Linked DNA regions of Mus musculus: region 2 is linked to region 1. The links are chromatin loops, found by intact Hi-C in ENCODE. Cell type or tissue: heart. All regions are shown on one strand. Links, peaks and the distances in the headings refer to the core of each region. The heading gives the core; the rest is flanking DNA. Region 1 has its middle 19 kb from the start of Gm40124. Region 2 has its middle 78 kb from the start of S1pr1.

The links. Peaks named below come from ENCODE experiments on the same cell type or tissue, not always from the same donor. Only the 100,000 strongest peaks of a DNase experiment are listed, where the experiment ranks them.
Region 2: a loop joins it to region 1, with 6 times the contacts of the local background. A loop is called at or near these places in 8 of 42 quality-filtered maps.

Annotation. Positions count from the first base shown.
Region 1 is chr3:115,656,008-115,666,422 of GRCm38, forward strand. No RefSeq gene overlaps it. Among named protein-coding and RNA genes, the nearest start is that of Gm40124, 19 kb to the left of the region's middle. In heart, for the core only: a CTCF peak has its summit at 5,202 (motif pointing right); a DNase peak (open chromatin) is centred at 5,284.
Region 2 is chr3:115,788,201-115,798,615 of GRCm38, forward strand. No RefSeq gene overlaps it. Among named protein-coding and RNA genes, the nearest start is that of S1pr1, 78 kb to the left of the region's middle. In heart, for the core only: a CTCF peak has its summit at 5,286 (motif pointing left); a DNase peak (open chromatin) is centred at 5,381; H3K4me3 peaks cover 660 bases; H3K27ac peaks cover 1,197 bases.

The sequences.
Region 1 (10,415 bases), core at 1,304-9,303:
CTATTTTTTATTTGAAATAAAATATATAAGGTAAAAATACAACTTTGAGAATAATTATAACATTGATGGTCATGGCAGTGAATATCTTTAATCTAAGCACTTGGAAGGTCTCAGGGGCAGGCCAACCTCTATGATTTCAAGGCAAGCCAGAGCTATACAGAGCTACTCTGTCTAATAAACAAATAAATAGTATAACAAAAACAAAAATCAATCGGAGCATCACAGCTTATGCCTGTGATCCCAACACATGGGAAGATGGAGCAAGAAAATCACGAGTTCAAGGCCAGCCTGTCCTTTATAGCAATACCTTGTCTCAAAAAAATGTATAATAAAATTTCTAAACTAAATGTACAAATTTAAGGACAATACAAATTGAGAACTGATTCAACTTCTCTGAATTTGTCAGAGAAGTGTTCCTAGAAGAAGTAGATTTTAGGCCATGCCTAGATCCAGTGGGTAAGGATAAAAACTTCGTAATAAAGAAGGACCAATGTTCTCTCTGTGGTATATCACAGGGAAAATAAACAGGGCAGAAAATCAGGAAGCAGTGAGTCATGTGTTGGGAGGAAGAGCTAGATGGTCATGATGTGGGACACCACAGTCAGGATGCTCTTCAGCATGGCAGAAGGACAAACCTATGGTGTGGGATTCATCTGGAAACCGGGGCACATCAGGCATGAGTCAAGACCAGCTTAGATTCTGGGAAAAGAAATCAGGAATTAAAATGCTGTCATGAAGTATCAGTAAATGATCCCCAAAGGAAAATGAAGACCAAATACCACAATGACCGATCCTAAATGCTGGCACTGGGCTCTCCATTCTGACCGAAACGAAGATGTCCAGCCCATCACTCACCCGGAGCTACTTCAACCACTGCATTTGCCAAATCCAGTTTCTTCTTCAGCTTAGCCATAGATGTGTACACAGAGAGTCAGTGACAAAAACAAAACAAAACAAAACAAAATAACAAGAACAAACAATAAACATCTATTCCTCCATGATACTAGACTTGGTAATACTTCTTTACCTAGGGAGTCAAAACCCTTTACCTAGGGAGTCAAAACCCTTAAACCCTTAAACCCTTAAAATGAATAAGATTGCTCAGTGGTTAGAGCACTGGCAGCTCGTCTAGAGAACAGGGTTTGATTCCCAATATCCACATGACTGATCACAACCATGTCACTCCAATCCCAAGGCATAGGATGGCTTCCATTGGCACAGCAGACACATGGGTGCACAGACAATCTTGTAGGCAAAACACCTATATCCATAAAGCTATTTAAAACACAGAATGAATGCACAGCACTAATGTCACCGATGGTGAACCTCACCAAGAGATCTGGTGCTTAGTTCCAGTTGCTAGGACCCAGATATGCATCTTCTTATTCCTGAGATACATTGAAGTTTTACCTCTGAGGTGAATGATTACAGCTGCAAACTCTTCAGTTAGAGCCCATGTGATTAAGAGATGTGCTCAAACTGAGTATCACGCCATGTATTATAATAAGCTAAATGCATTCATTTTCCCCAGGGCACCTCTTTACAAAATGCTATTGATCTTTGACTCTTTGTTAGGTGTTCAGATAGAATGAATCTTTTCACACGCCTTCCTGACCTGTGAGCGAGACATTCACTTAAGCAAACATGTTTAATGCCAGCCAAACAAAATCCCATGAAATATGAGGAGAGAGAAAGCCATAATTGTGCTTTTAGAAAAAAAAAAAAAGCCCTTACAGGAAGGACATCATTTTAGCCAGCAATTGAAGGTCTATCGAATTTTAAGAAGCAACGAAAGGCATAACAAGGACATCCCAAACGAAGTAAGACTTAAGAAAGAACTGAAATAAGAAAGTACTTGGTTAAATTGAAGAACTAGCTCATCGTTCTGTGGTTGAGCAGTGGGCACTGGGAAGATGGTGGTGGAAGATGAAACCAGACTACGGAGCAGCACGAATCTAAGACTCAGAATGGTAGCCAACCCAGAAGAGCATTCCTGACCAATGACAGCCTCATTGGAATAAGCGGGTGGCTTTCTGAGACAACTACATTGAAGGACAGCATCCGCTGGGATACTTAAGTTCTCAGACTACTTAAAACCAAATCAGTTTGAATTACTTGATAATCACTGCTGATAATCACTGTATCACTGTAGAGAAAAACTCAGAGCCAATTAGGTGAGAAATCAGGTTTCAGACTGCAAAATGAGTTACCAGCATATCCACGGGGTTGAGGGGAGGGTAGAAGGGGAGGTTCAGCGATGTTGGGCAGTCAGTCAAATGGCATTAATAATAAGTAGAAAGACAAACACCTTCAAGTAAGCCCACTGGGAAACTTTCTGGCTTAAATAGTTGAAGCCTTCTCCTGAAGTCCCATCAAAAGAATGTGGGCCAGGATGGGAGTGCATGGTCTGAATGTAGGAAGAGCCCAATATAATGAAGACTGTGGTTACAAGGCAGAGAAATCAAGAAGGAAGGCCCCATTCCCTCTCCAACACTGACCTGGCTTTGAAACAATGGCAGTCTTACAGGATATAGTAACCACTCAGTCTATGGGTGCCTTCTGCCGGCTGGGGAATCAGAATTGAACATCTGAGTGGCATCTGCTGATAGCCCATTATAATCCTGTTTCCTGGTATAATTTTGCCTCATAACAGTGACATTTAAATTTTAGGGTGTACCAGAATGATGGGGCAGGTTTATCAAACCTGACTGCCTGGCCCCACACGCAATGTCTCTGAATAAGTAGGTTTGCAATTTTGGTAAGAAATTGGTTTTTTTCTTCTTCCTCCTCTTCCTCCTCCTCTTCCTGTTCCTCCTCCTTTTCCTCCTCCTTCTCCCTACCCCTCCTTCTCCAACTTCTTCTCTTCCTCTTCTTCCTCCTCCCCTCCCCCTCCTTTCCCTCTCCTCCCCACCTATCCCCCTCCTCCTCCTTTCTCCTTGTCCTCTTATCCTTCTTACCACCACCATCCCCATTTCTTGTTTCGGTTTGGTTTGGTTTGGTTTGGTTTGGTTTGGTTTGGTTTGGTTTGGTTTGGTTTGGTTTGGGGTTGAGTTTTTGGGGTGGGTTTTGGGGGTATGTGGCGCGCGCACGTGTGTGTGTGTGTGTGTGTGTGTGTGTGTGTGTGTGTGTGTGTTGTTTTGTTTGAGACAGAGTCTCATGTAGACCAGGCTGGCTTTAAACTTTCTCTGTACCTAAGGAAGATCTTAAACTTCTGATTCTTTGGCCACCATCTCCCAAGTACCAGGACTGGGGACATGAACACTGAGGTGACACTGATACTCTTGGTCAAGGTATCTGAGGCTCATGGGTCACAGGGATCCATCACTGTCTGCAGAGCTGAAATTTACTTACGGGATGAAAAGCGTAGGAACTGATAAACTTTATATGACCAGAAGGCACTGACATAAACTTTATGTGACCAGAAGGCACTGACGTTTCTAAGAGAGGACTGATAAACATCAAAACAAGCACCAACCCAGACACACAACAGTGATGCCCCAGAACAAGAGAAGAAAGGTCAGACAGCCAGAAAGAAGGAGGTCGAGAAGCAGTTCTTCTTCAAGTAGAGAGGTGAATGCCTGTGATATCAGCACTCTGAAAACAGACACCCTTTGGAAGAGGAAAGAATGACACTAAACAGTAGCCCAGAGTTCACAGCTCCCTTGTCACCTGGCTCCCTCTGGAGTCATCCAGAAAGCTTTCCAAAAGTACCAGAAATTGAGTCCCAGCCACAGCATAAGTCAGAATCTCTGCAGCTGAGCCCTGACAGTGGGATTGTTTTTTAAGGGTCTTACATGATTTGTATGCACAATTAGAGCAGAAATTTACAGACAGACAGGTCTAAAGAAACCCTGTTTGTTAGAGATGCTGTAAGGGACAATCTATTGGAGGTGGGGCCTTTCCATCTTAGAATTTAATAAATAACTGGTCCTCACCTCCTTGCTGTCCGTCAGCTGCATTTGTTGCTGTGGATCCAGAATCGAGCATGCTCACTTCCATGCTGTCCCCTTGTGTCATTTGCTAGCTGTAGATCATGATTATGGTCTTCCATCAATCTGAGCTCAGCCAGCCTTCCCCACTAGAGCAGCAAACAAGCCTCTTCTCAGGTCACCTTCACTTTGCCTCTCAGAGGTCTCGTGCTAAGAGGAAGCCCAAAGGGCCTTTGTTTTCTGCATAGCTGCCAAATCTGTGTGTCACTTCTTTTCCGTGATATCAAGATGTGGGTTTAGATCCAGGTATGGTAGGCAGTTCATGCCCATAATCTCAGCAGGCAGAGACAGGAAAAGCACTATGAGTTTGAAGCCAGCGTAAGTCACAGTTTCAGGTCAGCCTGGACTATGGGACGAGACTCTGGCTCAAAAACAAGAACCAACAGAGAGACTATTGAAGGAAGAGGAGAGAGAGGAGGAGAAGAAAAGGAGGAGGAGGAGGAGAATAAAGTTGCATAAAGACACATAGTGCTGCTACCTTTTCTGTTCGTACAGGGATCAGTACAATACAAAACAAACGAACAAACAAAAACAAAAACAAAAAAACAAAACCTCCAGATAGTCTTATCTTTACCCCCAACCCATAAATCTCACACCCAGGCAAGCATCATTTGCAATTTCCAATTCCATGAAATTCTTTAGGGTAACCCCCTCAACAAAAATTTTAGTTGAAAAAATCATCCCTGCTTGCCTTTTTCTTTTCCCTACATTGCTTAGCCCAGCCTAGCTCTCTATAGGTGGTTCTTCCACATCTGCCTCCTGAGTGCATGTTTCACACACTGCACAAACCCGCAGATTTAACAGCCACAGATGAGGTCATTAAAGCTATGGAATCTTCCGTGGACTTCCCCCACTTCTTGATTCCCGCAAACATTTCATCTCTCCCACACAGCACGTCAGACCCTAGCTAAGTTTCTGCAGCTGTGCCCAAAGAGACTCTGTGACTATAGACTCCCATTAGTGGCACAGAAAACCCACTAATTAATTAAATTAAATTAATTAAAGCCTAAGATTCATAGGACAGTGGTAGTAATAAAGCACTATCAATCCCCGCTCTTTGTAAAAGACAGAGTTACTAACAAGCTCACTATACAAAGGTTTCTGTAGCCAATTCATCTAAGTTGTTTTCAGCCTGAGTTGTTTTCAGGAGACAGTGAAAGAAGTAGAAGTAACTCTGCAATTCCTTCTTGGTGCTGGCACAGGCCTGAGGGCCACTAGGTGGCAATAGCGACCTAAAAACAAGCCCAATGCTCCTAGAGCCCAAACTGATAGAGTGAACTACCATGTAGCTGTCCAGCCTGGCTCACAGCCATAGCACAGGGTCCAATTAATTCACCCTCTTGATTGGCTATAGCCTCACTGTGATAGTAGTGAACTGAGGAAGGGGGCGCTATGCTATGCTTTGATTGCGGATAGGGTTCGTAGTGTAGCCCAGGCTGTCAAGGAAATTATCAGATAGCTCAGGCTGACCTCAAATTCAACTTAACCTTCCTTCCTTGCATCACTCCACTGGGATTACATGAGTAATCATATTTTAAAGACTGTTAACATATTTGCATGCCTCATGAAGGCACTGAAAACTAGGAAGCCCAACCATATACCCTTCTTTTAAATGTACACACAGAGTCCATATACTTCTATGTATAATATTCAAATATTTCCTCACATTGTTTCCTTTTTCTGTCCACTCTTCATTCTTGAAGGAAGAAGAGCAATGTCACCTTCTTCCTTAGTTACTCCAAGCAACAATGCTGGTCTGTCCAGTGACCACCCACAGTACATAGAGCCTCTACCGCATAGCTTCTTCTTCTCTTCCTATTCTATTCTTACGTATTGACTCCTTTTAAGTTCTATAGAGGAAAGCAAAGTGATCCCCTGCTTGTTTGAGCGTACACAGAGGTACCTAACACAGTGTCTTCCTCTTGATTTTACTTCTTCCAACTCAAAAAACTACACCATTGTCATTTTAATGTGAACAAATGATGGTTTGAAGGGACAAACATCTTATAGGCAATCACTAAAGGAACATATTTTATTAGTATAAATGTATGAAGATGTAAGCTAGCAATATCACTGTCTCATAGAAATGCCAAAGGGTTGATTACTTGGCCTTGTCTAAGTCCCAAAGTCAGACAGCTTAGGGACATAATCCCCCATCTTTAACAAGCTTTGTTGTCCTCAGTGGCAGGTCCACCACAGGCCCCCAAATGACAGTGTGCTGGTAGTGTCCTAAAATAATGGCTCAAGCCCAGTGCGAGCTAGATTTGTATCGGGTAAACAGAAACTTAAACTCAGCATTCCTCGGAAACCTCATAATGTGGGTTTCCGAGCACCAGGACCGTCACCACTTTCTCTCTTTATTCTCAGCCAGCAACTGCCATGGGCAAACTGCCAGCGGACCCAAACACCCAATCATCACTAACAGCTTTGATCCCTGCATCAGCTCAGAGACCCCCACCCTTCTGACTCCCATATAAAATTTGGTCATTTCCCCTCCAAGCTACCGCTCCCTACTCTCAGCTCAGCTAGGTAGTTTGTTCCCAACAAACTGTTTTTCTATCCAGCGAGTGGTCTAGTTCAGGGATTTTGCAGTGCTTGCTTACAGTGAACTTATCAGTTCACTGTAAAAATAAGCAAATATTAATAATGTGACCTAACTCAGGGAGATTTGCATTTGCCTTTTTAATAGTAAAAGAATCTACCATGATATCTATTCCCTTGAAAAAAATGTTCTAAATTCAGTGTTGGGACTCAGAACATGATATCCCCAAAGCATGGTGCTTTGACGTGCTGAATGGCCCCAGAAACAAGGTTTCCCTGACTTTCTCCTATCTCTTTGTCCTGCCTGACTTTCTTCGTACTAAGCAATTTATGGAGATCAGAAATAAGGGGCTGGGGCTCTAGTTCACATGGCAGAGTGTTTGCCCAGCATTCATGAAGCCTATCACTTGAGTACTAGTGACGTAGAGCCAGCATGATTAGGAAGGGGTTCAACATCAAACACAACTACATAGTTCAATTGGCAGCCATGCTTGGGAGGATGAGACAGAGATATAGAGATACAGACAGAGACAGAAAGACAGACAGGCAGAAATACACAGAGAGACAGAGAGAGATGGAGTGACAGAGAGAGACAGAGACAGAGACAGAGAGAGACAGAGAGAGACAGAGGGAAACAGAGACATGGAGACAAAGAGACAAAGAGATAGAGAGATAGAAACAGTGTAAAATCCAGAAACCCATCTTTCTTGAAATATGCCATTCCAGAGAGCCTTGCCCCATAGTAGAAAGAAGGGAACCTGACCTATTGAGCTTCACTCCTTAGCCTTTTGCCATTAAGTTACAGTTTATTTTTATTAAGTCAAATTTGTACATAGCTCTTTATTCTTCACCAAATCTGAGCACAAACATTCTTTCCCATAGGTCTTTGTCTCTGAAGGCCCCCATGTCATGTAAAATGTGGATTAAATTGTTATGTTTCTCCTGTTACCCTACCTTTTGTTATTGGGGGTATCCATTGTACCCTTGATGATTATTGAGGAACCTTCCTGCTCCCACAATAATAAGCTCTTAGCTACAGCATCCCTCCTTTTCCAGCAATATCATTTATCAAGGGGGTTACTCATAGTCAGCAATAAATAGAAAAATCTAGAAATAGAAAATGAATGTTTCAAATTATACACCAGTCTGAGTAACATAATAGAATTCTGTGCCACCCCCCATCTGTCCTTATCATGATAAGGATCACCTCTCTGACCAGCATATCCATGCTGTATATCTCACCTACCCATTAGCAGCTCAGTGGCCACCTTGATTTTCAGACTGGTCAACTGGTATACCAAAGTTACTCTTTTTTCTCTTTGATGACAATAAACAACTTGTAGGAAGACACTTTGAGACAATACAAGTACCCCATTCCCTGGTTAGGAATGAATGGATCTAAACTATTTAAAAATTTTCCTAAGAGGTCTGCTTAATTCACTGGCTAAGACTGCCCTAACAATTGGTATCAATGCAGGCAGTTTAAACAAGAGCAATTTATTTCTTCTTGGTCCGAGGTCATAGTGGGATGGGTTTGGTTTCTCCTGAGGCCTCTCTCTTTGGAGTGCAGATCTTTTCTCTATTTCCTCACACGGTCTTTCCTCGGTATATCTAATTTCTTTCTTCTACAACCAGGCAGCCTGGGCAAGGACTCACCCTGAGGGCTTCATTTTTCAACATCTTTAGCACCGTCTTTCAATGCTGCTATCTTCAAACACAGCCACAATACTGGTGGCAGGCAGGGTGAAGGCTTCGATTTACAGATTTGAGGAGCACGGCACAATTGACTTCTTTTTATTTATTTTGAAGAGCTATTGTGAGATGACTATACATATAAGAGACCTCTTGCAACTGGAAAGCACTAGGCAAATTCGTCGCTCCTCTCGATAACCACCTACATGCTCTCTGCACAAATGGCTTAAGCATTCCCTTACAATGCTGTTAGCATTGTTAATTTGACTCCCATTTCATGGCTGTCGCTGATCAAGGTCAACTTCCCCTTGACCTGACTGTTATCACACGTTCTCAGTGGCTGGCACCCACACTGAGTTTTGCTTGGAGTTCTTTAGCCTTTCTGAGAGGCACAGGGATTTTGAGCCTGTCTTCTGGTTATAACAACTACCTCAAATTAGGCCCAAGGCTTTTCCTTACCTCAGAGAGAATGGCTGCCTGTGAATCTGCCAGTGATTTCTCCACCAACCAGATGCATAGCCTTGGGCTAGGCCCCACTGAGAAGCACAGCTGAGAAATGTGGATAACAGTCCTCCCACATAGGCAATGAGGATTAATGAGATAGTCTTTATAGAGATTTGGATAACAAAAAATGTGCAGACTCCTAGTCATTTCTTCCTAGAACTCGGTCATGGATGAAGCACCTGCTAGGAAACTGGAACCTGCTTATATAATTTTTACTTGAAAGTGGCCATGTGACATCTTAGTGTCCTAGAGGTGGGTAAAGGACACACACATGGCTATGTCTGACTAAGCATAAAGTCAGAAGAATTCTTCCCACTGAAATTTGTTACCTTCGGGGTTTGTTTTTGGATTTTGTTGTTTGTTTGTTTTGTACCAGAGTCTGACAGAGGCCAGAGAGAAGCTGAAGCTATGGTACATGCTGATACTGAGTTCCTCCTCGGGACTGGCTGCCTTTCTTCTCTCTTTTTCTCTTCTACCTTTCTTCCTTTTTTTCTTTCTTTCATTCTTCTTTCTTTTTTTCTCAGGGTCTCATACTCTCATATGTCACAACATAGCCCAGGCTAACCTCAAACATACGTCAATCCTCCTGTATCAGCCTCCTATATCCTGAGGTTGCAGACTTAAGCCGCCAGGCAAGGTTCTCGAGTATTTCTTTTTTACTTGTTTGTCTGAGACAAGAGTCTCACTATGTAGACCAGGCTTACTTTGAACTCATAGATATCAGCCTGCCACATGGCAGGATTAAAAGCCTGTACCACCATACCCCACTGGAATATTTCTTACGATACCAGCATTCAGGTTTTCCAAAGCCTTTACACTCCAAGGAAAGAATGAACAATGTTTATTTAGCAAGCCCACCATTATTTCCCCAGACTAACAATAAAGCATTTCTTATTTGCCTCAGGGGGAGAGAGGCTGTGCCTAATCCTGCAGAGATTTGATGCACCAGGGTGGGGAAGTTCTGAGAGGCAGGGAGAAGGGGATAACCAAGAGAGGGCATCATGTGGGATATAAACAAACAAATAAACAAACAAACAGAAAAAAAGAATAGTACTTTAGCTTTATTATAGTGGGACATGCCTCTAATCCTATCACTCTGGAGGCAGAGGCATCAGATCTCTGTGGGTTTGAAGCCAGCCTAGTGTGCACAGTGGGTTCCAAGCCAGTCAAAACCACATAAAAATATCCCATTTAAAAAAAAAAAGTGAAGGTTAGCTAGGCATGGTGGTATAAACCTACAATCATAATCTTTAGTAGGCTGAGGCAGGAGAATTTCCAGGTTTAGTCTAGCCTGTGTTGCATATCAAAACCCTGTCTCAAAAAAAAAAAAAAAAGAAGTTATTTTAATTTAAATCCTATGGTGGTTAGCCTTAATTATCAACAAGACACAACTTAGAATCACTTAAAAAGAGAGTCTCAGTAAAAGACTATTTACATTAGGTTAGCTCATGGGCATGTCTGCACAATATTGTCTTAATTAAATTAATTAATTGAGGCTGGAGAGATGGTTCAGTGGTTAAGAGCACTGGCTTCTCTTCCAGAGGACCCAGGTTCAAGTCCCAGCTCTCACATGGCAGCTACTGTCTATAATTACAGTTTGTGGGGGTCCCGCACCCTCACACAGACATATGTGCAAGCTAAACATCAATGAACATAAAATAAAAATAAATAATTTAAAATTTTTTTTAA
Region 2 (10,415 bases), core at 1,134-9,133, 130 kb after region 1:
GGACATCCGATAATGTCTGTTCTAAGAGAGGGAGTGAATGCTCTTTTAAAATCTTCACTCATACATGGGTACACACACCTGCACACACACACACACACACACACACACCTGCACACACACCTGCACACACACACACACACACACACACACACACACACACACACGTGCGCATGAAAGTCAAAGGGGCATTACTTGAGAGGAGAAGGGGATCTTCCAAAGTAGGAACAAGACCGAGGATGGTGGTGGGTAGAAGAATACAGCAAAGGACAATGACAGATGTGCAGGAGAACTTCATATGGAAACTCAGTATTTAGTGAGCTAACTAAACAGAAAGAAGGGGAGAGAACGCAACAGTTGACATTCCACAGAGAACTCTATCCAATCCAAATAAGTATTGTATTACTTAGAATCTTGGATTAGATGTCTGTTTAAGTTTACTCAGCAGATACAAGTTCCTTTCTGACTTGCCCGGGACAGCCCACCAGGGTGTGCCTAGTGTTTGCTCCATGTTCTCAGATGACAGTGAACCATGAAGACCTGGGAATAAAGCATGTGCATGGGTAAGCACTGCCTCTCTCTCTGGTCTCATCCCTCATCCCTCCCATGTCTCATCCCTCATCCCTCATCCCTCCCATGTCTCTGCTCCCATCCCTCGTCCCTCCCATGTCTCTGCTCTCATCCCTCATCCCTCCCATGTCTCTGCTCTCATCCCTCATCCCTCATCCCTCTCATGTCTCTGCTCTCATCCCTCATCCCTCCCATGTCTCTGCTCTCATTCCTCATCCCTCCCATACCTCATCCCTCATCCCTCATCCCTCATCCCTCATCCCTCCCATGGACCCCGTACTTTCCCACTCACTTATTATCCTTCTCCATCAAAACAGGAAATAGTTTGATATCATTATTTATTCCTAAAGCAGATTTGTGTATTTGTGCCTTTAAGCCCCTTATCACTGAAGTTGTGGAATGAAACCACAAAGTGCTTTTGTTTTGCTTTGTTGGCAAAACACAAATAGTGGAAGGAAATGCTGGCTTAGATGCCGGCCCTGATCACAAGCCTGCTCCAGTTATGTTGCGGGGGAGAGTTGAGGTCAGAGCTTGTGTGGAGAGAAGTGATCATAGAGAAGTTTAAGCCAGGCTGGCAAGATGGGAGCTTGCTGCCAAGCCTGGTGATTTGAATTCGCTAAGGAAGCGTCCTCTGGGCTCACCACATAAGTGCATACGTCACAGACACACAGACACGCACACACACAGAGTCAGAGACACAGAGACAGAGAAAGAGACATAGGGAGATAAAGAGATAGAGAGACAGAGAGAGACAGACACATACACACAGAGAGGCAGAGACACAGAGACAGAGGCAGAGAGACAGAGAGAGAGACATAGGGAGATAAAGAGATAGAGAGACACAGAGAGACAGACACACATACACACAGAGACAGAGACACAGAGACAGAGGCAGAGAGACAGAGAGAGAGACATAGGGAGATAAAGAGATAGAGAGACAGAGAGAGACAGACACACATACACACAGAGACAGAGACACAGAGACAGAGGCAGAGAGACAGAGACAGAAAAAGAGACATAGGGAGATAAAGAGATAGAGAGACAGACAGACAGACAGACAGACAGACACACACACAGGCACACATATAATAATAAATAATTTAAGGTAATAAAAAAGAACCGTAATCCATACCTTCTCTTACAACTGATGTTTCTGCTTTCACGCTTTGGCTCACTCAGTGAAATTTTCACTCAGGAGCCCATTTTCCTTGATAGTCTGCCCTCACTGAATTTATTTTTCATAAAATTATTTGAAAACTAGTAGCTAAGAGCCAAGGCTTTAGAAAGATTGGATTCACCTCCTGGTGCCCAGGTCGTATAACTTTAGATTACTATTAAACTATGTTATCCTTTGAGTTGCTTGCCTGTAAAACTACACAATGAGTAGCTGGGCATGCAGGTGCAAACCTATGATTTTAGGACTCAAGAGGCTGAAGAAGGGAGGCTTGGGGTTCAAGGTCGTCCTGGGTTAATTTCTCTCAAGTCCAAGCCAAATCAGAAAAGTCATAATGCATGCAAACCTCCCAGGACCACAAGCTGTTCAGCAAGGGGAAAATTAATAGAAACAATTCTCAGAATTATTCAAGGTCCAGTTGAGTTCATTTCTTCCCTTTTTTTTATGGTTGTGTTTGTGTGTACATGAGTGTACGTGCATGCAGAGGCCAAAGAACAGCACTGTTGTAACTTGGGTGCTGTTCACCGTGCTGAGGCAGGATCGCTTACGTGATTAGAACTCCCTGAGTAGGCTAGGCTGTCCTGTGAGCCCAGCGTACCTATTGCTCCTGCCTCTCCTGTGCTGTGTATGTTTCCAAGCATGCACCAATGCACTTGCTGCACTTGAGTTGTTTCTTTTCATTTCTACCCCTAGGCTTGGGGCTCGCACTTGGGTCTTCATGCTTGAACAGCAAGCCCTTTCCTCACTGGATTATCTCCTCCGCCCTAATATCTTCCCTTTCGACAGTACCTCTGAAAGCAGATTCAATATCAAACTCTACTAACGAGCTCTATGAAAGAATAGGTCAGATAACTCTGTTCACACTTATGTTAGCCCGAGTTCCCTAGGAAGCAGGGTCTGCGGCCCAGATGAAACAATTTAGTTGCGCAAACAAGGTGTCATCTCGGAGCAGTGGGACTGAGGGAGAGAGAGGGTATTCAGTGAAGAAGGTAGCCTAAGGTTGCCATGCCAGCTCAGCTGTTGCTTCCAAGTAAACCGGAGAGAGACCATGACATTTGCTGTGTTGCACTATTCACTGGAACCACACTGGAAGGGCGTGTCTGCGAGTGAGCGTGAGAGAAGATGAGAAGAAGAAACAGAAGAAAGAAACTGCTGGTTTGCACTTGCTGTCCTTGGCTTTTATTAACTCAAGTTAACCCCACCAGCAGTCCATTCTCCTGTGTTTCCAGACATAAGAGCAGATTAATGAAAATGCTAAATCGTACACCCCCTGATGAGGTGTTTCAACTGGACCCATAAGTGGTATAAGTAGCCAGAGACTATGTAGGTGACTTCCTGGGTAGACAGTATCCTCCAAAAAAACCACTTAGTTGGTACCAGGAAACAGACCATGTGGTGCACAGAAGGCATAAAACAGAAGTGTCCACAGAGTAGCTGATGATCTAGAAGGCAGGATAGACAAGGCCAGTGGAATCCTAGGCCAGGTTTGAGCTCTCTGTTACAGAATATTTTCTATCTCATAGGTTCTTCTAGAGTGAGGCTATTTGTTTTAATCCATGACTATTCCATAACATTAATATTGCAGACTGTATGGTAGATGAGATTTTTGAGTTCACAGTTTACTAGCATTTCAAATATAGCTATCACGGAAGGGTAAGAGGTGCCTGGGTGCCTGTTGAGCAAGATGGGGGAAGAAAGTGCTCAACTCTTTGACCTGAAGTCAACAGTGGAGCAGGTTGAACCAGGCACTGATGGAGAAAATTGACCATCAGTTGGAAGAGTATCTTGTTCCAGAGGAAGCCATGAAGCATCCTAGCAGCAACCAATCAACAGCTGGAGGCAAAATACTATCCCAGGAACAGAACATGGGGCTAAGGAACCAGTCACTAAACAGGGGTTCAAAATGGGGCTTCAAAGCCAGGAAAGAAACTTGATTCTTTGGAACTTTTTTCTGGTTTTTGTTTGTTTGTTTGTTTGTTTGTTTGTTGGTTTTTTTATTTTTTTGGTTTTTGAGACAGGGTTTCTCTGTGTAGCCCTGGCTGTCCTGGAACTTGCTCTGTGGACCAAGCTGGCCCCAAATTCAGAGAAATAGATCTGCTTCTGCTTTCCTGGTTCTGGGATTAAAGGTGTATGTCACCACTGCTCAGTTAAGTAGAGAATTCAAATTTGGGCTCACTGTAGCCAAAATAATTAATTTAAGAGGAAGTTTCTGTCTTTTCTTCTTCTTCTTCTTCTTCTTCTTCTTCTTCTTCTTCTTCTTCTTCTTCTTCTTCTTCTTCTTCTTCTTCTTCTTCTTCTTCCTCCTCCTCCTCCTCCTCCTCCTCCTCCTCCTCCTCCTCCTCCTCCTCCTTGTTTTGTTTCCCAGACAGGGTTTCTCTGTATAGCCCTGACTGTCCTGGAACTCACTCTATAAAACTGGCTGGTCTAGAACTCCTGAGATGCACCTGCCTCTGCCTCCCAATTACTGAATTAAAGGAGTGCACCACTACTACCTAACAACACAGCATATACTTTCAACACCACTGAAAATATTAAATGAAATAAGGCTTACAGAAGTTTTAGGTGAGTTCTAGTCATCAACAATTGAATTTAATCAATTATCATGCTTGGTAACGGCGATATAGTGGTGAAGTCTTATTACTAATTGTAGCAGTCACGGGTCTTGGTTCCCAGGAGAGGGGCGAGGAGCAGAAGGAGGAGGAGGGGGAGGAGGGGGAGGAGGGGGAGGAGTCTTTGCTCTAGAGCATAATGGGAGAAGTTCAGATACAGGGACAGAGAATGCAGAACCTTGCCCTTTTAACTAATGTAACCTAACCCGGAGGTGACACGGGGGGAGGGGGGGTGACACCATGGACTTTAGCCTGATGGCAGCCTACGCTCTGTTATCAGCAGCCTATGCTCTGCTATGTACTGGCACTGAGATATTGGAGAAAGGACTCAACAGATGTGAACATCCAGTATCTTGCATCTGTATCCAGTGAACTGCATGAATGATCAGTGTATGGAATTTACTTCTTGCTCTCTGTCCTCACCCCCTACCCTAAATTACCCCATAACATGGCTGCTATGAGAACTTCTAATTCCTGAGGCACACTCATGCCCACAGGCTGATATAACTTGCCATACAGATCCATCTACCACCGTAGCCTAGTGGCATTCACAGAGCTAAAGCTGCCTGGATTTAATAAGAAGGAAAAAAATCTCAAAGAATACATATTTACGACCCTTTCCCCACCCCCAAATGCAAGCCAGTTTAGAAAGAAGTTTCCATTTTAACTGGGTATACAATTATTCACTAAATAAAATATATATTAAAAGAAGGAAGTCATCTCCTTCATGGGTAGTATTCATTGTCAATTTAAATTATATTTCCTAGGGCTCAAAAAAAATCTGTGTGTGTGTGTGTGTGTGTGTGTGTGTGTGTGTGTGTGTGTGTGTGTGGATGTGGATGTGGATGTGCCTGCGCTCATATGTGTGTTGTGGGGGAACGTGACTGCCACCTCCTGCCCACTTCTTCAAAACGGAGACTCTGTAGAGGAAGCCTGGCAGAGGCTCACAGTCCCTGACTTTTGTTTTGACTTCCATGCCTTTAATGGCTTTTGGTGTCATCGTCAGCCAACTCTCTATGTCTATTGACACTCTGGAAACCACACAGATAAGCAGTTTTGAGCTGGCCTGCTCTGTTTATTTTGGCTCCTACCACCGATCACACATTTCCCTGCTAGAGCCCCCGAAAGCTTTGTTCTAATCCAGAGTACTTTTTCTCTCACGTGCTCGACTTTTGGAGTCTGGATTGCTTTGCCTTTTCAACGTTCTTTCTCTGTTGCTTGTGTGTGGTTGTGACCTGTTACCCAGCACACTCTTCCTTAACACAGGCAGACGAGGGCTTGTTCAAGACAGGCAATGCACACCTCCTGCTGAGAGTCTGAGGAGATGCACATGTGGAGGACTCTCCATTCATGTTTGCCGTCACTAGAAGCCAGATGTGCTGGAGGGATAGAGACTTCCCCTGTGGCTTTCCACTGGGGAGTGTCAGAGATAGTCCCCCTCTGCTTTTTAGAACCAACCCATGCTATCTCTTCGGTCTTCAGTCTGGTCACACTCTCTCCAATCATTTAAGACATTTCTTCTGGCACTCCAAATAATATGAACACTTTTACAACAGCAACAACAACAACAACACAACAATAATAATACATGCCATATAGTTACTATCTTCATTATTTTAAGTGTAAAGTTGAGTGTTGCTAAGTGCTTTCACACTGCTGTGCAAACACCACCACTATATTCTCCAGAAATTTTTCTTTTAACAATTTTATGTTGGAATGCCACTCAAGAGACAATGATGAGCTGCTAGCCCCTCCTCCCGCTCCCAGCAGCTACCTTTTCCTTTCTGATCTGAATGGATCTGAAGGTTCTAAGTATCTTATGTAAGCAGCACCAGCTCTATTTGTCCCTTAGTGTCCAGTCACAGCACTTAGGGTAACTTTATCATGCTTTGTCTGTACTCGAGGTTCATCCACACCACAGAACATGACAGAATTTCATTCCTTGTTCAAGCTGAATGACATCCTGCCACATATGATACCACGTTTTGTTGGCACATTCCTCTGCTGGTACATATTTGCTTTCTTCCTCCTTTTGGCTGTGCTGATTGATGTTACCATGAATTCTAACACCCACTTTAAAAGTCTTAAGTATTGACCTAAAGGTGGAATTGCAAGATTACATGGCAATTCTGCATTTATTTTTTTTTTAATGAGGAAAATCCAACCCTATTTGTTTCATTGTTGGCACTGGTAAGAGGTCCATTAAGGCAGAGACGGTGTCAGGGGATATATGGTGATTTGCTCCTATAGTTGGGGCTTCTCACATCTAGCAGATCAGAAAGTAGAGAGGTGGCTAAGTGGAGGGTCAAACTATAACCCTCAAAGTCATACACTCAGTGAGATACTTCCAACAGATGTGTCTGGTGCCACTGAGGTCTTATAACCCTCCAAAGCAATGTCACCAGCTGGGGACCAACTGCTCATACCCATGATCCTGTAGGGGAGAGTTCACAGTCAAACTGTCACAGATCCATAACACATCCATGGCAGCAGCACCTGATATCTATTTTTTAAATCTATTTTATTATAATTTTTCTGTTTTGATAATTTCATATATAGTCACAATAAAGTATGATTATGTCATCTCCACATTTCTCTTTTCTCCAAGTGTCCCTGCAATATGTCCCCCTCCTTACCTTTATGTCTTTTCCTCTTCCTTTCTTCTTCTTTTTTCTAATACACTGAGCCCAGTTAGTGTGCCCCTGTGTGCATGGGTATGTGGACATCCAGTAGAACATGGGAAATGTACCAATAAGAACACTCTCCAAGGAATCATCTTCTCTTGGGCAGCTTTCAATAGTCATCTTGGTAGCTTTCAACAGTTCCTCCGTGAGGAGTGGGGGTCTGGAGAGCACCTGCCCCCTCTGCGCCAGTGTGTTGGCTATCTTGATCTTGTACAGAGAACCAGAGCTGCAATGAATTCATGATTACAACATCATGAATTACAACTTCGGTGTCCCGAAGACAACACTTTATATCATGTCTCCCCATCCTTCAGCTCTTCCACTTTTAACACCCTCTTCTGAGATGTTCCTGGAGCCTTAGGGAGCCCACATTTGATAAAGTTGTCCCATTTAAGGCACAAGAACTCAGTTTCTTGTTCTCTACATATTGGCTGCTGCTGCCCACTTCAAAATTAGTAGTCTTTGACCAAGGCTGAGAAAAGCCCAGGTCTATAGGTATAAACAAATGTTTATCAGGCAATTTGACAATGTGACCATTTAACAAAATAACCATAGCCTAGGACCTCCCAGCCATGAACTTTTGATCAAGATTAGAGCATATAAGCCTGGCATTCTCTCCTGTGGAAGAGGTCTTAAACCCAATTTTTTTTAAAAAATGTAGTTACCCAATAGCAGCCATGCCACTATTGTGACAGCAGGCATGGTGACTGCAAGGATGCTACGGTAGCTGCAGGCTCCAGGGTTGGTGAGACCACTGCTGTCTCTTCTCCCCAGCAGCCTGCATAGCACCTGCCAACAGTCAGCTTGGGATTGGTTTCTCCCATGTCCTGTAGTCAGTGTGTGAGTAGCCCCATTTTATGCCACCACATTGCAACCAAGGCTGTTGCAATAATTTATATTTCAAGAAGCAATGGACAATGGTTTCCAGCTTATCTCCATACCTTGTCTTATTTTCTCTTATTATTTTGTTTTGGTTTTGTTTTTTTCAATTGTTGTTTGTTGTTTTGTTTTGTTTTGTTTTTGAGACAGGTTTTCTCTGTGTATCCCTGACTATCTTGGAACTCACTCTATAGAATAAGCTGGCCTCAATCTCAGAGATCCCATCTGCCTCTGCCTCCCAAGTGCTGGGATTAAAGACATGTGTCACCACCACACCAGGCTTGTTTTACCTCTTTTTAACAGCCAACTAGTAGACATAAAATGATATAGCTACACTTAATTTTAATGTATTTAAGCATCTGTCCTTCCAGTCTAACAAAACATTTTGAATCCCTGTCAATGTTTGAATAATTCTACATCTTGGTTTTATTACGATACCATCTTCTTTGGGTACGTAGTGACAGAATCATCTTCTGACCACCCCAAGATGCAGGTAAAGAGATGAATGGAAGAAGGGTGAAGGGGGCGGGACTTTTCCATACAACTAGATTGGTTATCTGGAATAGCAGAAGATCCTTTCCATATTTCTGGCACAAGCAGTTGGTAGACAATGGAGCCAACCACCAAGCTAGAGAAAAGAAGGGGCAAGGAGGGCAGCTAGAGGGAAAAATAACTGTGATAAAGTACTTTGCACATCATGGACAGGTCTGGTCAATGTGCAACTGAATCTAGAAATGGAGTGTCTTAGTTAGGTTTTTACTGCTTTGAACAGACCCTATGACCAAGGCAACTCTAATAAGGACAACATTTAAATGAGACTGGCTTACAGGTTCAGAGGTTCAGACCATTATGATCAAGGAAGGAACACGGCAACATCCAGGCAGGCATGGTGCAGAAGGAGGTAAGTTCTACATCTTTATCTGAAGGCTGCTAGCAGAATACTGGCTTTCAGACAGCTAACATGAGGGTCTTAAAGCCCACACCCACAGTGACATACCTACTCCAACAGGGCTACAACTTCTAATAGTGCCACAACCTGGGCTGAGTATATACAAACTATCACATGGAGATAAAGTAGGGACCAAGAAAGAAAGTTTTGAGTGATTAGTGTATAGTGAAGCCGTCAGGCTGAGGTCTTTGCCTGTGTGCCAGCTGAGAAGGGAGTGTCAGGAACAGATCAGTTGGATCCACTGGTAGCTGCGAATGGAATTATAATAGTGTGATAAAAGTGATGCCTTAAGAACCTGGGAAAGAAAGATTTTAAAAGCCACTGGCTTCAAACTTGCACATTACATAAGTAAAGAATGAAAATGATCTGTTGAATCTGGTTCCCTGTGCAGTCACAAGCTACTAATGCTCATACCGTCATGGCCGCTGACAGTCTAGAGCACTGGTTCTCCACCTTCCTAATGCTGTGACCCTTTAATACAGTTCCTCATGTTGTGGTGGCCCCTAACCATAAAATTATTTTGGTTGCTATTTTGTAACTGTAATATTGCTACTTTTATGAATCATCATGTAAATATTGGATGTGCAGGATATTGATATGCTAGCACAAAGGGGTCACGCCCCCCCCCCCCCCGGGTAAGAACCATTGGTCTAGAGGAACCAGGAAAAAAGGATCAAGCAAGCATCAGTTGTTTGTTCATCAAAGTTTAAGCAGAAGGAGAAATTCAGGGTACACGCTTTTTAAAACGCACTTGCTTTTAATCACTTGAGCTTGTTTATATGCTCAGGTGGGGAAGCTAAAGACAGGACAGAAGCATGAAAAGAGATGGCTGATGGATTTTGGTCCCATGGAAAGCAAGAGAGAAAGAGAAGCAGAACACAGGGGGTTGGATTAGCCTTGGCTGTGTAAAGCGAAGCTGAAGTTCCCAGCCATGGAATGGAAGAGACAAGGTCATTGCCTGGCAAGATGTCCTCAGATGTTGGGGGAAGAGGAAACTTTGTGAAGTAGGATTAAAGGGTGTCCTTGAGAAAATCCATACGGTAATGCCCTGCAGTGTACATTGAGTGAGGTAAGAGATAAAGTTAGGAAGAAACACCTTGGTGGGCAGGAAGTTATAAGGAGAAGGATTGGAAAAGAGAGAGGAACGCAGCTCCATCATATTCTTTGAAAGTCAATTAGAAGCCACACATTTCTTCTGATGAATCCTGCTTGACAGTGCTGATAAAATGAGGATTTAGAGTTAGCACAACACATCAAAGTTCTCTATAGACAAAATTGAGGTCAGCATCAACTTACCTCGTTTATATTTGTCTTTGGACACCATATGCATAAAGCTGTCGTAGGATGCATATACCCATGCACACAAAGGAGCCGCCTCAAAAATCCTATATAAACCAGGAATACATCAAATGTTTCTGCCATTTCCAGACAGGATCTCATTGTGTAGCGTTACAGAAACCTCAAATCTTTGTACTTGGTATTCCTGAGTGCTAACATTACTGATGTGTGCCAGAATACCTGGCTAGATAAGAATATTTAGCCACTTATGAAGA